Linked DNA regions of Homo sapiens: region 2 is linked to region 1. Evidence: read pairs that join two places in POLR2A ChIA-PET (ENCODE). Cell type or tissue: Caco-2. All regions are shown on one strand. Links, peaks and the distances in the headings refer to the core of each region. The heading gives the core; the rest is flanking DNA.

What was found. Peaks named below come from ENCODE experiments on the same cell type or tissue, not always from the same donor. Only the 100,000 strongest peaks of a DNase experiment are listed, where the experiment ranks them.
Region 2: POLR2A ChIA-PET joins it to region 1 with 8 read pairs; 2 of 35 experiments call an interaction of 5 or more read pairs at or near these places.

The regions. Positions count from the first base shown.
Region 1 is chr11:40,098,160-40,103,542 of GRCh38, forward strand. No RefSeq gene overlaps it. Among named protein-coding and RNA genes, the nearest start is that of LRRC4C, 1.4 Mb to the right of the region's middle. RefSeq lists a silencer at 1,347-1,547 and enhancers at 1,386-1,887, 1,888-2,387. In Caco-2, for the core only: no CTCF peak of the experiment used is centred there; no DNase peak of the experiment used is centred there.
Region 2 is chr11:39,987,899-39,993,281 of GRCh38, forward strand. No RefSeq gene overlaps it. Among named protein-coding and RNA genes, the nearest start is that of LINC01493, 1.3 Mb to the left of the region's middle. In Caco-2, for the core only: no CTCF peak of the experiment used is centred there; a DNase peak (open chromatin) is centred at 2,773.

The sequences.
Region 1 (5,383 bases), core at 172-5,171:
GTGACAGGCCCCTGAGATGGCAGAGGTGTATTACTTCACTTCTTGTGTGTGCCTTGGTGTTCACAACAAGATGGTTGCCTGTAATCTGGTCTCCAGAGGTTTTATTTATTCGTACTGCAGCATCCACTACTTTCCTTGAATTTCTCTTCTGTGGTCTAATCACAAATATAAAAGCCTGCATTCCTTCTATTCATTATATTTCTTATCTGACTGCATTGGAAAACTGCAACTGTACTCTTTTTCTCTGAGATATTGTAACATCATTTAATAAGTTATTCCGTAGATGATAACCTAACTTCATTCTCATAGTGGACTTTGTAATTATTTTGAATTTCATGTTTCATTGTTCTTCCATTAAACGCAATTTGTACTTTATATTAAGGGATGAAAGAACCTCGTAAAATGATTAGTTAGCTATTTAGGAAACTTATCAAAGGCACTTGTTTTCTATTTTTTCAAGTCACAATAAACCAGTCCGAATGTAGATATCATGAGTCCGTGATTCTTCAGAAAATTCTCTTTATTGCATACTAATTGTGGGCTGCTTGTGTGATATAGGTCAGAAAATACAAAGTTGCTATATATATATATATTTTTTTTTTTTAAATTTAAGGCATCTTCTTCTTTCTTCAATCCCAGCTAGAGATTTATAACTTCACTGATTTCTCATTGAATTCTCATAAATTAATCATTTTGATATGAATTTTGGTTCACATCTATTTTTCTTCTCCATGACTACCTTATTGCCTATAAAGTCTAAGTTCCTTAGACTGCAACTTCACTTGTCCTATATCTTCTTCTAATTAACATCAATCACCACTAATTTCTCTAATTCCACTACTTTAAAAGAAGCTTCCCAGACTAGATGAAATTCCCTTTCTTTGCAGTATCACTTACCCTGCAATTTTACCTTAGAGCAGTTAACACAGCTGCAATTAATTATCTGTATCACTTGTTTTCTCTTTCTGGCCTGGGATTCATATTTAAAGAGATAACCTCAGGGCCTAGCATAGGACCTTACCTACAGTAAAAACAACAAATATTTCTTTAGTGGCTGTTTAATTAATGTTTTTCTCTTCCTCTTCACACTTATGAAATGTTATTTCTCACAGTTCTTTCTTTTCCCACTGAAATAGCTGTATTGCATAGTAGGTGATTTCACCCACTCTATTAGTTTTCACTACAAATTTTATATTGATGACTGTGAGATGAATATTACCAGCCCAGGAAAGCTTCCTATTGGACAACTCTAGTAGAATTTCCCATAGGTATCCAAACTCCATATAATTAAAATTTGGCTTTACCTTCTGAGACAGCCTGTGGGAGAGGGTCCGTGGAGAAACTCCAACCAGCTTGCCCACTGAGGTCGAACCTAGGGAAGGTCATGACGTTTGCAGCAGGGAGGAGCCTGAGCCTGGCACCTCCTCTTCCTATGTGGAACGTGGGATTCTAACCCTCTGGCCGGAAGTGGTCTAGGGGAGGGACTCTGGCCTTGAGAGAGTACCTGTTTCCCTCTTTTTTTTTTTTTTTTTTATCCTTTTCACCCAGTAAAACTCTTCTTTACTCATCCTTTAAACTGGTCTGCGAGCCTGAATTTTCATGGCCATGAGATGGACAAGAACCCCATCTTTAGATGAACTAAGGAAAAGTCGTGCAACATTGTTGCAGCAAAGTGGAGGCTCCAGAAGCCCTGAGTGAAATGGGGACTCAAAGCTTCTCACTGTTGCTTCTCAGCCTTTTAATCTTCAGACTTCTGAGTGTGGGGGAAGCCACGCCTCCACCCCGCGTAGCTCCCTGGCCTTTTCATGGCCTTTTCCTTCCTTTTTTGGGGCCCACCGGTAAGCAGCAGCTCCTTCCGCTCCCCGCTCCCTGCTGGGGTGGGGACCCATGGCCCAGGGGTCCTGCACAGCTGGCTGGCTGGTTCCCAGCCACTGTGGGCTGCCCCAGCCTTCCCCTTCCCTGTCCAAGGGGTTTAACTCTATCAGACAGTAATTAAGCTTAAACTTGTCTCCCTGGTGGAGGAACCACTTGCATATGAATAAGAGGTTGCATTTTCAAACTGTTTCTTTTCTTTCCCCTTCGCTACCCTGTCAGCAAGTTAACTTTTAAAGCTTTTTTTTTCTTTTAGAAGATGTTTTACTAGGCTAGCGCCCACCCTCCAACCCCCCAACTATCACTGTATTCGCTGCAAAGTTTTCGTGGTGAAATCAAGCTTCCATCTTGTTTTACGTCCTGAGGGCATGGCTGGTAACTGCTTGGCAAGGCTTAGTTCAGCAATACAGCCTGAGGGGATGAGCCCTCCCAGCTTAGATGTCTGCATGTTTGTTTTCCTAGCCCTGTTTCTTTTTTCTTTCCTTTTTTTTTTTTTTTTTTTTTTTTGAGATGGAGTTTCACTCTGTTGCCAAGGCTGGAGTGCAGTGGTGCAATCTCCGCTCACTGCCACCTCCACCTCCCGGGTTCAAGCAATTCTCCTGCCTCAGCCTCCCAAGTAGCTGGGATTACAGGCGCCTGCCACCATGCTCAGATAATTTTCATATTTTTAATAGAGACAGGGTTTCACCATGTTGGCCGGGCTGGTCTTGAACTCCTAACCTTAGGTGATATGCCAGCCTTGGCCTCCCAAAGAGCTGGGATTAACAGGCATGAGCTACTGCGCCTGGTCCCCAGCCCTGTCTCTTAAAGCGCCCCACCCAGCGACTGGGTTTTTTTCTGCCTATGTGTGTACTGTGTGTAATGTCTGTCAAAAGAGCTCTAATTAATTTGGCCTAAAGAAAGATAAGCACTTGGATCTAATATTTTTTAAAGGGATGATAAAATCTGTGGTAACTTTCAGTTCCTGTGACTTTAATCTTTCAGAAATAAAAACAGCCCTAAAAACTATTAGTAAAATGCAGATCACATGCAAAGTTTGCTAAGTATTTTCAGGTTACAAACTGCTTTTTGGGTTTTGAGAACTATTTGACTTGGCGGCTTCGTAATTAGTAAGGCCTGGGGACAGATGGAACTAACCACACTTAACTAAGAAGGCAAACCTTGGCTGCAATTAGCACACAAAGCAACTTACCAAGTTTTACCTTAAAGTTAAAATTGCTAGGAGTTCACTGAAAACTCCTAGAGATAGATTTACATGCAAGGTGTGTAAAAACAGTAAAATGTGTTTTTTAGTAAAAGGTTATAAGGAGGCATGGAAATGTAAACTAAAAGGATTGTTTTAAGTTAAAATAGGAAAAAGCTGAAGGTTCAAAGAAGTGGTGGAAGAATGGTGGAAATGAATCTTCCAGAAGAGGCTGTGTAAGCATATTGACTAAATTCAGTAAAAGGTATTTATAGTTTTTCTGTAAATTGAGCATTGAAATAAAAGCATAATAAGGTTTTCCTAAGGTGCTAATCCACTTTTTAGCAAAATTTGCAAAGGGTTATAAAAGGTTTTTGCTTCTTTAAAATTTCTGAGTCATTTTGGAAAAATAACTTACGGTAATCTGGAATTCTATTTCATAATATCAAGTGTTTTAAACCTATAACATTTAACAGCCTTTCCAAAGTCAAACTTCAGCTTCAAAATTGTCTCTCCTGGCTGTGCGTGGTGGCTCACGCCTGTAACCCCAGCACTTTGGGAGGCCAAGGCGGGCAGATCACGAGGTCAGGAGATGAGACCATCCTGGCTAACACGGTGAAACCCCGTCTCTACTCAAAATGCAAAAAATTAGCCAGGCATGGTGGCGGGCACCTGTAGTCCCAGCAGCTCGGGAGGCTGAGGCAGGAGAATGGCGTGAACCCGGGAGGCAAAGCTTGCAGTAAGCCGAGATCACGCTACTGCACTCCAGCCTGGGAGACAGAGCGAGACTCTGTCTCAAAAAAAAAAAAAAAAAAAAGTCTTTCCTGACACGTGGCTTTTCGAATACTTCAGGGGGCCCCTGAAATGTCCAGAGAAGAGAGGGAGACAGGATTATTTGACGTGTTTAGGTACATGGTCTTGCCAAAATAATGCTCAATCTTCTTTAGGTTATATCTTGGGGAATAATGATAACATATGTTCCCAAACTGTGTAGTATTTCTAAAATTCTAATGTCTAAGTATATGCCATCAATCATAATTAAGGTTGTTATGTTAAATTATTGTAAACCACGGAGATAACCAAACTTATTTGTCAATCCTATTTCTAACTGTAACTACCCTGGACATTTTGCTATTCACAGACAATTGTTGTTTGGTTTTAATCCTTTTCAAAAAATGGTTTATAATAGGCTATAAGACTCTGACCACAGACTGTGTGGCTTAAACAACAAATTATTTGCCCGTAGAGCTGGAGGCTAAAAGTTCAAGGCCAAGGTGCTGGCAGCATTGATATCTTAGGCTAGGCGCAGTGGCTCCCACCTGTAATCCCAGCACTTTGGGAGGCCGAGGTGGGTGGATCACAAGGTCAGGCGTTCAAGACCAGCCTGACCAACTTGGTAAAATCCCATCTCTACAAAAAATACAAAAATTAGCCAGACGTGGTGGCATGCAGCTACTCAGGAGACTGAGGCAGGAGAACCACTTGAACCCAGGAGGCGGAGGTTGCAGTGAGCCGAGATCACACCACTGCACACCAGCCTGGGCAACAGAATGAGACTTTGTCTCAAAAAAAAAAAAAAAAAAAAAGACCCTGACAAGTGCTCTCAGATACAATTTCTGATCATGTTTGAGAAATCAGGTTTCTGATAACTTTGGAGATTGTGACATTGGAATAAAGGAAAATGTACAGGACTCATAAAGAGCTGAAGTGTTCACGAATATCAAGCAAAACAAGATTTAACTAACTTGACTGAACTCAGGAAGCTGAGCAAATCTTTTTGACTTTTGCTTGGAATGTTGCTGATCCTTGTTTTGTTTTTCATAGTCAAGAAAACTTATTTTGAACTACTTAAGGCCTTTAATAATTAAGTAAGGCATACTCCTGTGGACAAAATTTGGAGCATGTTTGTTTCTCTCTGCCTGGTTCCTCTAGAATTTGGAAACTTTCTGTGAGTATTCTTAATTTATGGCAATATTTGCATCAGTGCAATAAGAATCCACTTTTCTTTGTGACAGAACACAATTGGAGAAAATGGTTATTTTACCAAGGCTTTGACTGGAAGGGTATGCTTTGATTTAAGGAGTCAATCTCCACTTGCAGAGCCAATAAAAACCCAATGGGGAAACTGGCCTCATATCCTTGCCTACACAGTCCCTATGCAGGGTTCCTCACCTCTGGTCAATAAACAGTATAACTTTCTAACAGGTCCAGGGCTCCAAGTTTATCTTGGGACCTTAAGGGGAGAGGATCACCCAACTCACAGGTATTTGAGAATGCAAGCCCATGGCTGGGCTCCGCTTTAAACGGTCTTATCTGAGATTCCTTGTG
Region 2 (5,383 bases), core at 153-5,152, 110 kb before region 1:
TGCAAATCAATAAACGTAATTCAGGATATAGACGGAACCAAAGACAAAAACCACATGATTATCTCAATAGATGCAGAAAAGGTCTTCAACAAAATTCAACAGTCCTTCATGCTAAAAACTCTCAATAAACTAGGTATTGATGGGACATATCTCAAAATAATAAGAGCTATTTATGACAAACCCACAGCCAATATCATACTGAATGGGCAAAAACTGGAAGCATTCCCTTTGAAAACTGGCACAAGACAGGGATGCTCTCTCTCACCACTCCAATTCAACATAGTGTTGGAAGTTCTGGCCAGGGCAATCAGGCAGGAGAAGGAAATAAAGGGTATTCAATTAGGAAGAGAGGAGGTCAAATTGACCCTGTTTGCAGATGACATGATTGCATATTTAGAAAACCCCATCAACTCAGCCCAAAATCTCCTTAAGCTGATCAGCAACTTCAGCAAAGTCTCAGGATACAAAATCAATGTGCAAAAATCACAAGCATTCCTTTACACCAATAACAGACAAACAGAGAGCCAAATCATGAATGAACTCCCATTCACAATTGCTTCAAAGAGTATAAAGTACCTAGGAATCCAACTTACAAGGGATGTGAAGGACCTCTTCAAGGAGAACTACAAACCACTGCTCAACAAAACAAAAGAGGATACAAACAAATGGAAGAACATTCCATGCTCATGGATAGGAAGAATCAATATCATAAAAATGGCCATGCTGCCCAAGGTAATTTATAGATTCAATGCCATCCCCATCAAGCTACCAATGACTTTCTTCACAGAATTGGAAAAAAATACTTTAAAGTTCATATGGAACCAAAAAAGAGCCCACATTGCCAAGACAATCCTCAGGAAAAAGAACAAAGCTGGAGGCATAATGCTACCTGACTTCAAACTATACTACAAGGCTACAGTAACCAAAACAGAGATACAGACCAATGGAACAGAACAGAGCTCTCAGAAATAATACCACACATCTACAACTATCTGATCTTTGACAAACCTGACAAAAACAAGAAATGGGGAAAGGATTCCCTATTTAATAAATGGTGCTGGGAAAACTGGCTAGCCATATGTAGAAAGCTGAAACTGGATCCCTTCCTTACACCTTATACAAATATTAATTCAAGATAGATTAAAGACTTCAATGTTAGACCTAAAACCATAAAAACCCTAGAAGAAAACCTAGGCAATACCATTCAGAACATAGGCATGGGAAAGGACTTTGTGTCTAAAACACCAAAAGCAATGGCAACAAAAGCCAAAATTGACAAATGGGATCTAATTAAACTAAAGAGCTTCTGCACAGCAAAAGAAACTACCATCAGAGTGAACAGGTAACCTACAGAATGGGAGAAAATGTTTGCAATCTACTCATCTGACAAAGGGCTAATACCCAGAATCTACAAAAAACTTAAACAAATTTACAAGAAAAAAATCAAACAACCCCATCAAAAAGTGGGAGAAGGATATAAAGAGACACTTCTCAAAAGAAGACATTTATGCAGCCAAAAGACACATCAAAAAATGCTTATCATCACTGGTTGTCAGAGCAATGCAAATCAAAACCACAATGAGATACCATCTCACACCAGTTAGAATGGCGATCATTAAAAAGTCAGGAAACAACAGGTGCTGGAGAGAATGTGGAGAAATAGGGACACTTTTACACTGTTGGTGGGACTGTAAACTAGTTCAACCATTGTGGAAGGCAGTGTGGTGATTCCTCAGGGATCTAGAACTAGAAATACCATTTGACCCAGCCATCCCATCACTGGGTATATACCCAAAGGATTATAAATCATGCTGCTATAAAGACACATGCACACGTATGTTTATTGCGGCACTATTCACAATAGCAAAGACTTGGAACTGACCCAAATGTCCATCAATGATAGACTGGATTAAGAAAATGTGGCACATATACACGATGGAATACTATGCAGCCATAAAAAAGGATGAGTTCATGTCCTTTGTAGGGACATGGATGAAGCTGGAAACCATCATTCTGAGCAAACTGTCGCAAGGACAGAAAACCAAACACCGCATGTTCTCACTCATAGGTGGGAATTGAACAATGAGAACACTTGGACACAGGATGGGGAATATCACACACTGAGGCCTGTGGTGGGGTGGGGGGAGGTGGGAGGGATAGCATTAGGAGATATATCTAATGTAAATGACAAGTTAATTGGTGCAGCACACCAACATGGCACATGTATACATATGTAACAAACCTGCATGTTGTCCCCATGTACCCTAGAACTTGTAGTATAATAATAATAAAAAAGAAATAGTCCCCCCCATGGAGTAATGCCATAAAGATACCTGTAAATGTGGAACTGAGAGGAGGTGCCAGCTGGGCTTCCTGGGTCAAGTAGGGGCTCAGAAAGCTGTGAAACTCACTCATTTCCTGCATCAGGACTTACTTCAGTCCTGGATGAATAATATTGCAGATATATGCTTAAAATATTCCTAACACCAGGATTTGTGCATGTGTTGTCTTCCCCAGGAAAGCTATCAACAGTGAAAATTTTGCTGTAAGTTTCCCCTTGTACTCTCTCCCTCTCTCCCTTCCCCCACCCCTGAAACTAAAGTAAAAGGAATGTTAACCAACTGTTTTTCTGTGATCAGCGGACCTTATCTATACTCCCAATTCCAATTCCTTGTAAACATACTTTATGAAGTCCTGTAAGATCCTGTCTCCTTTGCCATGCTGCTGCAAGGTCATAAAGTAGATAAAACCTAAGTTGCAATTCCGGTTTTCCTGAAAATCTAGGACATGCCACAAAATAATTTACTGCTTTTGTTTCTGGCTCTCGCCACAAGTATTTCCTGCCTTAAAGAGTTAAAAAGGCAATCGTATACTCTAACTCTGGCTACCCGTTCGGGGACCCTTTCCAAGCTGTGGAAGCTTTGTGCTTTCACTCTGCTCAATAAAGCCTACAACTTTTTCTCTCTCTCGGTCCATGTCTCTATCACTTGCTGCAGTCAGCCACCACACCAATTCTTTGGCGTGGCTAAGCAAGAACTTTAGGTGTTACAGAACCAACCCTGGAACTGGATAATGGGCAGAAATTGGAAGAGTTTGAAGGGCTCAGAAGAAAACAGGAAGAAGAGGGAAGGTTTGAAATTTCTTAGAGACTGGTGAAATGGTTGTGACCAAAATGTTGATAGTGATATGAACAATGAAGTCCAGGCTGCTGAGGTCTCAGATAGAAATGAGGAACTTATTGGGAACTAGAGTAAAGGATAGACCTATTATGCCTTAACAAAGAACTTGGCTGCATTGTGTTCATGCCCTAAGGATCTATGGAAGTTTGAACTTGAGAGTGATTATTTATGGTATCTGGCAGAAAAAATTTCTGAGCAGCAAAGTGTTCAAGTGGTAACATAGTTGCTTCTAACAGCCTACGCTCAGATGCAGGAGAAAAGAAAATAGTTGGGACTTACATTTAAAAGACAAACAGAGTGGCTGGGTGCGGTGGCTTACACTTGTAATCCCAGCATTTTGGGAGGCTGAGGCGGGTGGATCACCTGAGGTCAGGAGTTCGAGACCAGCCTGGTCAACATGGTGAAACCTCGTCTCTACTAAAAATACAAAAATTAGCCAGGCATGGTGGTACATGTCTGTAATCCCAGCTACTTGGAAGGCTGAGGCAGGAGGAATGCTTGAACCCAGGAGAGGGAGGTTGCAGTGAGCTGAGATCATACCACTACACTCCAGCCTGGGCACCAGAGCGAGACTCCATCTCTAAAACAAAATAAAATAAAATAAAAAAGGGAAACAGAACATAAAAGCTTGAAAAATTTCCAGCCTAGCCATGTGATAAAGAAAGAAAAAGCTTTTTTGGGAGAGGAATTAAAGCAGGTTGTAGAGCAACCACTTGCCAGAGATATTTGAATCACTAAAAGGGAACCAAGTGTTAAATATCAAAACAATGGGGAAAAGGCCTTGAAGGCATTTCAGAGAACTTTGTGGCAGCCCCTCCCATCACAGGCCCAGAGAAAAGAATAATTTTGGGGCCAGGCCTAAGGCCCTGCTGCCCTGTGCAGCCTCAGGGCACTGCTTCCCATATTCTGGCCACTCCAACTCCAGCTAGGGCTCAAATGGGGCCCAGGTACTGCTAGAGCTGCCGCTTTGGAGAATACAAGCCATAAGCCTTGGTGGTTTCTACATGGTGTAAAGCCTGTGGGTACAGAGTGCAAAAGTTAGGAAGCTTGGCCTCTGCCTAGGTTTCAGAAGATGTTTGGAAAAGCCTGGATGCCCAGACAGAAGCCTGCTTCAGGGACGGAGCCATTACAGAGAACCCTGACTAGGGCATTGCCAAGGGGAAATGTGGGGATGGAGCCCCCACACAGAGAATCCATTGGGGTACTGCCTAGCGGAGCTGGAAGAAGGGGGTCACCACCCTCCAGATCTGAGAATGGTAGATTCACCAGCAGCTTGCACCCTGTGCCTGGAAAAGCAGCAGACACTCAACAACCTGTGAGAGCAGCCTTGGGAGCTGAACCCTGCAAAGCCACAGAGACAGATCTGCCCAAGGTCTAGGGAGGCCAACCCTCATACCAGTGTGCTTTGGATGTGGGAAATAGAGTTAAATGAGACTAGTTTTGAGCTTTAATATTCAATGACTGCCCTGTTAGGTTTTGGGTTTGAATGGGGCCTGTAACCCCTTTCTTTTGGTCAATCTCTCCCTTTTGAAATGGGAATGCTTACCCAATACTTATAGCTTCCATTGTATCTTGGAAGTAACCAACTTGTTTTTGATTTTACAGGCGTGTAGGTGGAAGGGACTTGCCTTGTCTCAGATGAGACTTTAGACTTTGGACTTTAGAGTTAACACTAGAATGAGTTAAGACTTTGGAGAGTGTTGGGAAGACAGGATTGTATCTTGCAATGTGAGGACATGAGATTTGGGTGGGGCCAGGGGCAGAATGACATAATTTGAATATTTGTCTCAAATGTCATATTGAAATGTAATCCCCAATGTTGGAGGTGGGTCCTGGTGGGAAGGGTTTGGATCGTGGGAGCAGATCCCCCATGAATGGCTTGGGCCATCTCCTTGGTGATAAGTGAGCTCTCGTTCTGAGTTTACATGAAATCTGGTCATTTAAGAACATGGGGCACCTCCCCCTGCAATCTCTCTTCTTGTTCCTGCTTTTACCATGTGAAGTGCCTGCTTCTCCCTTGCCTCCTGCCATGACTAGAAGCTTCCTGAGGCCTCCCCAGAAGCAGATGCCACTGTGCTTTCCTAAAAGTTTACAAAACCATGAGCCAATTAAACCTCCTCTCTTATAAATCACCAGTCTCAGTTCTTATAGCAATATAAAATGGAATAATACATAAAATAAAATATATCCTAAGAATGAACCTA